2 separate regions of the Homo sapiens genome follow, and region 2 is linked to region 1. A link is an interaction called in ENCODE POLR2A ChIA-PET data of the cell type or tissue named here. Cell type or tissue: Panc1. All regions are shown on one strand. Each heading gives the region's core, and the rest is flanking DNA. Links, peaks and the distances in the headings are about the cores only.

Region 1 (5,377 bases), core at 252-5,251:
CAAACTATAAGGAGAAATTTAAAAAGCCACAATTATGAGATTATGAGATTTCAACACCTCTCTCTCAATAATTGGTAATACAGATAGACAGAAAATCAGCAAGGATATAGTAGACTCTCACAGCACTGTCAACCAATATGACCTAATTGACATTTATAGAACACTCCAACCAATAAGAGCAGAATACACATTCTTTTCAAGTGGATATGAAACATTTACCAAGATAGATTATATTTTGGGCCAGAAAACAAGTCCTCATAAATTTAAAAGGATTCAAGTGATACAAAGTATCACTCTAACCACAATGAAATTAAACTTAGAAATCAATAACAAAATAATCCTTTTAAACTTTCCAAACGATTAGAAAGTATATTACTTACATGTAAATAACAGATGGGTCAAAAAAGAAATCAAAAACAAAATTAGAAAGTATTATTAACTGAATGATAATGAAAACACAATATATCAGAATTTGTGGAATGTCACTAAACTACTACATAAGGGGAAATTTGTAGCATTAATGCCTATGTTAGAAAAAAAGAATGGTCTAAAATTGATGACATCAACTTCCACTTTCAGAAACTAGAAAAAGAAGAGCAAATTAATCACAGTAAACAGAAGAAAGGATGTGAAAAAGGGCAAAGCAGGGATCAATGAAACAGAAAATCAAGGAAACCAAAAGCTGGTCAAAAAACAACAACAACAACAAAAAAAACTTAGGAGAAATTTAAAAAGCCACAATTATGAAATTATGAGATTTCAACACCTCTGTCTCAATAACTGGTAATACAGATAGACAGAAAATCAGCAAGGATATAGTAGACTCTCACAGCACTGTCAACCAATATAACCTAATTGATATTTATAGAACACTCCACCAATAAGAGCAGAATACACATTATTTTCAAGTGGATATGAAACATTTACCACTTTGAAATGGTCAATTAAATTGATTAACATCTAACCAGCTAGAAAAAGAGAAAAAGAAGACAAAAATTACCAATATCAGGAATGAGAGAGATGACATAACTATAGATTCTATAACTATTAAGAGAATAATAAAGGAATATTCTGAACAACTTTGTGCCAAAACATCTAACAGCTTCGCTGAAATGACAGATTCTTTGAAAGACACAAACTGCCAAAACTCACTTAAGGAGAAACGATCAACCTGAATAGTCCTATATCTATTGAAGAGATTGACAGTGTAGTTAAGTACCTTCCCATAAAGAAAACTTTAGGCCCAGATGGGTTCACTGATGAATTATTTCAACAATTTAAGAAATAATTCTGGCCGGGTGTGGTGGTTCACGCCTGTAATCCCAGCTTTGTAATCCCACTTTGGGAGGCCGAGGTGGGCAGATCACGAGGTCAGGAGATTGAGACCATCCTGGCTAACATGGTGAAACCCCGTCTCTACTAAAAACACAAAAAATTAGCCAGGCGTGGTGGCAGGCGCCTGTAGTCCCAGCTACTCGGGAGGCTGAGGCAGGAGAATGGCGTGAACCCAGGAGGTGGAGCTTGCAGTGAGTCGAGATCGCACCACTGCACTCCAGCCTGGGCGACAGAGTGAGACTCCATCTCAAGAAAAAAAAAAAAAAGAAATAATTCTATACAAATTTTTCCCCAAAATTAAAGAGGACGGGGTACTTTCCAACTCACTGTAAAACCAGCATTATCCTGATACCAAAATCAGACAAAGATATTACAAAAAAAGAATTTTACAGACCAATATCCCTCATGAATGGGTTGGGCAGGTGGTATCATCGTCATTATTCACTTTTCTTCAGGTCAGCAACTAGAAGATCAAAGGATAAAGAGGTGTGCCAAAGTCACACAGGTACACCCTGAGCAGGGTTGTATGTTTAGTGAAAAATAATAACAATAAAGTATGAAAAGAAAAACCTAGAATTCTATACCCAGTGAAAATATCTTCCAAAAAAAAAAAGATACCAGATAGAAATAGAGATCTTTATTCACAAAGAATAAAGATCTCTATTTCTATCTGGTATCTTTTTTTTTTATTATTTCTGTCTGGTATCTTTATTCACAAAGAATAAAGATCACTGCAAATAGTAGCCACGTGGGTAAATATATGCTATTTTTCTTATTGTTTAAATCTTTTAAAAGATAATTGTGGGGTAGAATGTAGTTGGAAAGGGATTTGTTACCATGGTTTGCCAACCATTGCGGCATTCAAAACACCCAGATAAAATGGTGGGGAATCAGAAGGAGGGAGTGGACTGTGAGGGAATAGCATCCTGGGCCTAGCAGAGCTGGTGGCTGAGGTCCTATTCAGGGACCACCCACTTGCCCCCATAATAATGTGGCCTTGGTGATGCTGAGTTTGGCTCGAGGAGTAGAAAACTTGATGTTCATAAATATTCCCATAGCAGAAAGGAAGTCTTCTCGAATGGTGATGTAAGCCTGGGGCAAGAAAGGGCAGGGATGTAACAAGAATTGAGCTTTCCTGCCCCACGTGGCATCACCAGCTGTGCATCCCTGTCGGAGACCCTGAGAACTAGGAGAAGCTGTTGGCAGAGCTGCTGCCTGTGCTCTCGGGCTCCTGCTTTGCATGCCCACCCAACTGACGTATCCAGAGCTAACTAGATCAGGAACTTTATCTACGGTAACTGTGTGTTTGTTATGGGCTCCTTTCTACCCTTCCACCTCCAGTCTGCAGCTCATCTGAAATGCAGCCAGCCCTTACTCAGGCTTATTATGCTAAAATGATCAAGAGATAGTCCCTGTCTTGAAGAGATTTCAAGCATATTAGTCACTTAAAACTGTCTCTGAAAGCCATTTATTCATTCAGCAAATATCTATTGAGTGTCTATTTTGTGTGCTTACTGTATGGCCTAGGTCCTAGGGAATCAGCAATGAGCAAATAGTCAAAATCTCCTTCCCTCCTAGAGCTTACATTCCACTGGGGGTAGGGGTGGGAGAGTCATAATATAAACAAACAAATAAATGGATTGATTTTTTAGATAGCAATAAGTGATGTGGGGAAAAAAGATTAACAGGATAAAGGGTAGAAAAAATAATAAGAATGGGGTAGATTTTATTTCAGGGGTCAGGGAAGTGCTGTCAGATAAGATGGCATATGAACAGAGCTATGAAGTGGTGAGAGGCCTAGCAGGAAAGTTGACCAGGGGAAGAGCACTGCAGGCAGAGGAAACAGCAAATGCAAAGGCCCTGAGACCACTGTGCCTGGCTTGTGGAGGCCAGTGTGGCTGGAGCCTGATGATGTGAATGATGAGAAGTTAGGCTGGAGAGGTGTCTGGGTGGTGGTCGGGTTGTAGTGGGGCTGGAGCTTTTCCCAAAATGACTAAGACGGGATGCCACTGGAAGGTTTTGAACAGAGAGTGACATGATCTGATTTTCATGTTAAAAGGATCACTTTGGTTGCTATTTTAAGAATAGACTGTAGGCAGCCAAGGGTGGAAGCAGGGAGACTAGTTAGGAGTATGTTAACAGCAAGGCAGGGGAGCGTGAGAGTGAGTCAGTCCACAGTAGGAGTAGTGGAGTAGCCATGGCTGAATTCTGGACATACTTGGAAGGTGGAGATGGAGGTGCCAGGATTTACTTACAAGAATGTGGATATGAGAATAAGAGAGAAGCCAAGGATAATGCCAAGGTTTTTGGCCAGAGCAGCTGGGGAGATGGAGTTGCCATCTGCAGGAATGGAGATGACTTTGGGAAGAGCAATTTTGGGGAAAATCACGATTTTGATTGCAGACAAGTTTGCGACACTGTTTCACATCCAAATGTCAATGTCAAGTAGGCAGTTGAATAAATGATCTCATTTGTGTTGTGAAAAATGGAAATAGTGACAAGATTTTTTTCTGAGTTGCTGTGTTTTTATTGTGGTTTTAATTAACTCACCTTCCTAGAATATCAGGAAATGCCTGAGGCATAACAGATAGTAAGCCTAAAAATGACCCAAGACCGGACGTAGTCTGTGGCGTGCAGTGTAATGGAGTTTGTGGTCAGCGTTCAGGTTATGGCGAGAGCGGTACCCATAACCTTCCACCCTTTTTGTTGGGAATGAATGACGGGAGTCTGCACCCGCCCCCACCCCATGGTGCAGAGTGGCTTGTCAGACCCTCCATAGAATAGAGACAGGCTTCAAAGACTATTTAGTACTTATTAGCAGTTTTTACCCTTTTTATCATGATTCATGTGGTAGAGCAAGCTCGCCTGACACCTTTATAATGGAGTACTTCAGTATAAGATTAGTGCCCCAGAGATACTCAGAGTTCAAGAGCAATGCAGCCTCCCTGTTTTGGTAGGTTGTTAGCGAGGCTGTTGTGGGAGGGGAGGGCCTGTAGATGGAATGATTTGTAAGCTGGGAAAGGAAAAAATCTAGGTTTTTCTTTTTTTGGACCATCACTGGGTTTTTTTTGTTTTTTTTTTTGTTTGTTTGTTTGTTTGTTTGTTTGTTTTGTTTTTGAGACAGAGTCTCGCTCTGTCATCCAGGCTGGAGTGCAGGCGTGATCTCGGCTCACTGCATCCTCCACTTCCTGGGTTCAAGCAATTCTCCTGCCTCAGCCTCCCAAGTAGCTGGGATTACAGGCGCATACCACCCACCACACCTGGCTAATTTTTGTATTTGCAGCAGAGACAGGGTTTTACCATGTTGGCCAGGCTGGTCTGGAACTCCTGACCTCAGGTAATCCGCCCACCTCAGCCTCCCAAAGTGCTGGGATTACAGGCGTGAGCCACCGTGCCTGGCCACATCACTGGTTTTTTAGGAGACTTAAATCAGCTCTTCTCCTTTGAAATTAAATGACTCCCTTCTGAACAGTGGTGTTTCTTCCACGATAACAGTTATTGATCCATTGGACCTAATATTGAGATTTAAAGGTGCTCATATACCTTAAAATAAAATGCAGCCAATAACATTTCTTACATTGACTTCTTTTCTCTAATTTTTAAAAGAGTTCAGTGAATTCAGCCCTGAAGTTGAAATTGTGAAGATAAATAATCTACAGCAAAATGGCTGCCTATCAACTAAAAATTATATGGGCATCTACTCCCTACAATTTATGCTAGATAAAAGCCACTTACATCTATGTGACTGGATGTGTGGCTTGTTTTCTTTTTATTATTTCTGCAAACAGATGCATTTTCTGAGTCTTCTAGAAATGGATGCTGTGTTCTCCATTAATAACAACATGTACCATTTGTCGAGTGCTCCTATTTATTTATCGATGTACCGGGCATTGTGCTGAACACATTGCCAGTTGTATCTTACTTGTTCCTATTCAGAATTGTTGTGTGATGATGATTTATTTCTTTTATACTCAACATTGTCTTCTGGTTTACAAACTGTTACAACTATTTTGTGGTTTAGCCTCTCTGCAATTGTGTCAAA
Region 2 (5,377 bases), core at 200-5,199, 260 kb after region 1:
TAGATGGCCCACTGTCTGGGGCTTTCATCTTGGAGACAAGGAGAAAGAGAGGCCAGGTTGGAGGCTGGATGTGAAGGAAGAAGCAGGAAGCCATCCAGGAGAAAGGCCCGACTAGGAGGCCAGGATGCCTCGCTCGCCCACACAACAGAACACGCCGCTTCGGTTTATCAGTGATGGGGTTCCCCCTGCTCCCTCTGAGCTCACCCTGAAGCCCTTAGGAATCTAGTTTATTTCCAGGAAGTTTTGCTGACTTAGCTAAAGACCCCGTTTTGTGGATCAGCTGCAAGACACAGACACTCAGCCAAAACACACACACATACACACACACACATACACACACACACACACACACACAGGCTTCACCCTCCAGGAGTCAGGTGTGAGGGAGGCACTCACTGGGAAGAGGCCAAATAACCCATGGAAAGTGGGAGAGCTTAATTTACATGGAAAGAAAATTCCCTGAAAAAAAAGCCATTCATCAGATTTACATACATAATTTTCTCTCTTAACTAGGTTAACTCAGTTCAATAGTTTTGCGACAGCTTTATTGTTTTGGAGCAGGGGAGGAAATTGCATACATGCTCAGTATTTGGGGGTGGGGTTTTTTTGTCTTTTTGAGACAGGATCTCACTTTGTCGGCCAGGCTGGAATGCAGTGGTGTGAGCACAGCTCACTGCAGCCGCAACCTCCTGGGCTCAAGTGATCCTCCCACTTCAGCCTCCAGACTAGCTGGGACCAAAGGCAAACACCGCCATGCCCAGCTAATTTTTTAATTTTGTAGAGATGAGGTCTCACCATGGTGCCAATGCTCATGTTTACTGTTTTTTAAAATCCTTAGAAAGTATACCACTATCTGTGAAGATCTAAAAGTTTCTTAAATTCTCATTTCAGACTGGGTGTGTAATTTGCATACAAACCATGTGGAAATCTTGTTAAAATGCAGATTCTGATTCAGGAAGGCTGACTGGGGCCTGAGCATGCACTTCTAACACTCTCCCACAAGGCTGATGCTGCTGGTCCATGCACCAGCTTGCAAGTTGAGAGGAGCACACAATACATTTGGTAAAGTCGAGATTCTTCTCCCATGGAATTGTCACTCCCTGCTTATTGCTCAAAATACTCTTAAGTCAGAGCTGCAAGGGAGCTTGGAAAGCATTTGGTCAGAGCTGCTGCTGACAGATGAGGAAAGTGAACCCCACGAGGGGAAGGGGCAGGCCCCAAGCCAGGGAGCTCGAGCCAGAGCATGGCTGGGGGCTCCAGGTTCCTTTTGTTTCCACAGAAGCCCAGAGCTTAGTCAGTTTCAACTGTGGGACTAGCAAAGGCTCTGTGAATGGCTGGGAAAAGCAGCAGCCCCTATAAGGATGACAGGGCCACCAGGCAGAGTGCAGACTCTATGCTAAGCACCATCCAGATGCCTTGCACGCCGACATGCTCTCAGAAAGTCCACACCACAACTCTACACAGCAGAATCATTGACTTCATTTTACACAGAGAAGCCGAGGCTCAGAGAGCAGAGCAGTCTTCCAGAAGCCACACAGCGGGTAAATGGAGAGGTAGCATCAGATCTGTGTGTGAAAGAGCCCCACATCACTGTCTCCTTAACATCCATCCTTCAGAATTTTTGCCTTAATTGTACTTGAACAACGGTTCACTTTCCATAAAGGGAAAACTAGTATCATTTGAAAGATGTATTTTCATTGTAGAAAATACATTCATTGAAAACAGTGTTATTAAAATCTAGCTAAATCTTCACCTGCAGATCCCTAGGCCTGCCCTCTTTGTTAGGAGGGGAGATTAGCAAACATTAGAGAGGTATTAAAGACAAACTAGGCCTGGCACCATAATCCCAGCACTTTGGAAGGCTGAGGCAGGAGGATTGCTTGAGGCCAAGAGTTTGAGACCACCATGGGCAGCATAGCCAGACCCCATCTCTTAAAAAAAATAAAAGAATTAGCTGGGCATGGTGGTGTGCACCTGTCATCCTAGCTAATTAGGAGGTTGAGGCAGAAGGATCACTTGAGCCCAGGAGTTCTAGGCTGCAGTGAGCTGTGATTGTACTATTGCACTCCAGCCTGGGCAACAGAGCCAGACCCTGTCTCTAAATGTGTGTATTTATTTAAATACATAAAACAGACTAGCACCACACTGAGGCTTTCCTTTTAATGAAATTTAAAGGATTGAAAGAATATTGAAGAGAGAATAATTTTGCAGGATATGAGTCTACCTTTTGCATTGCCTTGTGTGAATTTGACCTTTCTTCCATCTCCAGGACAGAACATCTCACACTAAACTACGCTACCTTTAGGTGAGCCAGGTGGTATCAGTCAAGACTGGCTTTCTGGAAAAGGCACCTGGACCAGGTTTCACATCATGGGAGGCCTAAGCTACGGTATCTCTACTTAAAGTTTCTTACTGTCCAGAGAGAGTAGTCCACACCCCTCTCCAGGGGCCTGGGGGTCCAGTCAGCAGGCTGCCTGGAGCCAGGGCACACTCTCTCCCCAAAAGATGACCCACCAGCATGTTTGCCTAATGTGGCCACTTTGGAAACATTGTTTGTTCTTATCCTGCTAAAAACAGCTTCAAAGTGACTCCTGTCTAAACTGTGCCACGATCGATTATCAAATCCCTGACCTGATCGAAACCACAGGGGGACACAGTCATTTGCTTTAATGCAATTAAAGCAAAATATAATCATGTATCCAGGCCAGGGACAAGGGCAGGGCTCTTTAGAAGGTGGGAGGAGAAACCAGCTCTGGATAATTTCTTCTCAGCTCCAAGGTAGCGAGCTTAGACTTCTCCTGCCTCCGTCTCCAAGGCAGCCTTGGGCTTTGCTGCAGAGCCACCAGGTGAGGGTGTCCTGGGCGAAGGGGGAGCTGGGAGAAAGCAGTTTTGGAGTGAGATGTGGAGGAGGGTGGGGATTTGCAGAGCACAGCCAGGAGGAAAGAAGAAAAATGAAAAAGAGGAAGAAATGGTCAGGCGCGGTGGCTCACACCTGTAATCCCAACACTGTGGGAGGCCAAGGTGGGTGGATCACCTGACATCAGGAGTTTGAGACCAGCCTGGCCAGCATGGCGAAACCCCATCTCTACTGAAAATACAAAAATTAGCCGGGTGTGGTGGCACGTGCCTGTAATCCCAGCTACTCAGGAGGCTGAGGCAGGAGAATCACTTGAACCTGGGAGCCAGAGGTTGCAGTGGGCCAAGATCGCACCACTGCACTCCAGCCTGGGCAACAGAGTGAGACTCTGTCTCAAAATAAATAAATAAATAAATAATGTGGGGAGGAAGAAAAAGATCACAGAAAGAGGAGGAAATGGACATAGCCAGCTTGATAATTTTCAGAATCTCTAACAAATCCCCAGCCTCAGGGAGGTTGAGGCTGGCAGGTCTTCCTGAAGGATGGCAGCCTCCCCAGCAGCAGGTGAGGTTGATCCAGCAGGACTTCCATGAGGAGGCACCAGGAAAATGTGTCTTCCCTTCTCAGAGAGCCACATGAGGGAAAAGATCAGGGCGAGGGCTTGCCTTTCCGTCTCCCGGCTTCGGCCCAGCATCCCCGGGCTCTGCAAAGGAGTCAAGTGTCTTCACACCACGCACCTGCCTCTCCCTCAGGGGCAGGCAGGGCTGGCAGGCTTCAAGGGACCCCCTCAGTGCTCACTGCACAGGCTGTCCGGGGGCTCCACACTCTCTGTACCGGTTCTTATGACTGCTGTGACAAAGTACCCCAGACTGGAAGGCTTAAACCACAGTTCTCACCGTTCTGGAGGATAAAAATCTGAGGCCAATATGTTGGCAATGTTGGTTCCTTCTGAGGGCTGTGAGAAAAGGATCTGTTGAGGCCTCTCTCGTCAGCTTGTAGGCTGCTTCTCCCTGTGTTTCCTGATTTCCCCTCATCTTCCTGGGTCTCGACATCATCTTCCCTCTATGCATATCTCTGTGTCCAAACTTCCCCTTCTTATAAGGACTCCAGTCGTACTGGATTGAGGCCCACACTGAGGACCTCATTTTAACTTGATTAGCTCTATGAAGACCCTAGCTCCAAATAAAGGCACATTCTGAGGCACTGGACTGAATAGTGTGTCCCCCCTCAAATTCAGATGTTGAACTTTACCCCTCATTTTAATGGGATGAGAAAATGGGGCCTTTGGGGGGCGATTAGGTCAAGAGGGTAGAGCACTCCTGGATGGGGTTAGTGCCCCCACATAAGAGACCCCGGGGAGTTCCTCCAGCCCTTCCACCATGAGAGGACGCAGCAAGATGGTCGTCCATGAACCAGAAGCGGACCTCACCAGACCCTGAATCTGCCAGTGCCTTAATGTGGACCTCTCAGCTTCCAGAACTTGGAGAAACAAAAGTCTGTAGTTTCAGCCACCCAGTCTATGCCATCCTGAACAGACTAAGGCAGGGCTTCAACATATTAATTTGGTGCGGTGGCGGGCGACACCATTCAGCATATCACACTGTCTGTGGGGAGCTCCCCACTGCTGCCTTGGGGAGGGGAGGAGAGACAACAGTCCTTGGCAATGCTCAGCACTCCCTAGCTCCAAGCCTTGAACAAACCATTTCACTTTCAAGGGCCTTGGCTTGCTCATGTGTGAAATGGACATGGTAGCAACACCAACGCTGGCTGGAGAAGAACGCAATAACACCATGTTTCCGTCCCTTTTACGTTTACTCGGATATCAGAGCTGGAAAGCATCCTTGGAACTCCTGTGCGCTCTCCCTTGCCAAATTTAGGATCCCCCAAAACGGAGAACTGCTTTCCACCTCAGAAGGTCCAGCTCTGACAGCCTTTCTTTCTCCTTCATCTCCTTCTCCTCCTTCTCTTCCTTCTCCTTTTTCTTTCTTCCTTCTTCTCTTTCTTGTTCCTGTTTTATTGATTCCCAAAACTATCATTATTTGTCATTATTGGCTACTGCTTATTAAAGACACTGTACAGACATTGTGCCAAATGCTTTACAATCTTTATCTCATTTTATCCTCACAATAACCTTACAGGATAGGAACTACTAATATTCCCATTTTATAGATGAATAAACTGATGCTCAGAGAGTTTGGGGGAGGCCCAGAGAACAGAGCCAGGAGGCTAATGAGGAAAACTGCAGAAGGCAGACCACAACTCCAAGGAAGAAAGGTCTTCCTCCCAGGCTGCCTGGGGAGGGAGGAAGACGCCCACTCCAGGATGAAAGCAGAGGCTGGATGACGAGATAGCAGAAGTTAAAGAGGAGCTTTTGCACAGAGCTCAGGGGAGGCACTGAACTTGGCAACTTCTCAAATCCCTTTCACCTCCAGACTCCAAGGGTCTCGACCTCAAAGCCCCAGCTGAGGAGAGACTCGCAGGAAAAGAAAGAGACTCTTGCAAACCCTCCCAAGTCAAACC

Evidence for each region. Peaks named below come from ENCODE experiments on the same cell type or tissue, not always from the same donor. Only the 100,000 strongest peaks of a DNase experiment are listed, where the experiment ranks them.
Region 2: POLR2A ChIA-PET joins it to region 1 with 5 read pairs; 2 of 35 experiments call an interaction of 5 or more read pairs at or near these places.

Annotation. Positions count from the first base shown.
Region 1 is chr5:154,306,036-154,311,412 of GRCh38, forward strand. All of the region lies in intron 3 of GALNT10 (polypeptide N-acetylgalactosaminyltransferase 10), which reads left to right. Among named protein-coding and RNA genes, the nearest start is that of MIR1294, 38 kb to the right of the region's middle. In Panc1, for the core only: no CTCF peak of the experiment used is centred there; a DNase peak (open chromatin) is centred at 2,816; H3K27ac peaks cover 412 bases.
Region 2 is chr5:154,570,530-154,575,906 of GRCh38, forward strand. No RefSeq gene overlaps it. Among named protein-coding and RNA genes, the nearest start is that of MIR3141, 23 kb to the right of the region's middle. RefSeq lists an enhancer at 1,550-1,719. In Panc1, for the core only: no CTCF peak of the experiment used is centred there; no DNase peak of the experiment used is centred there.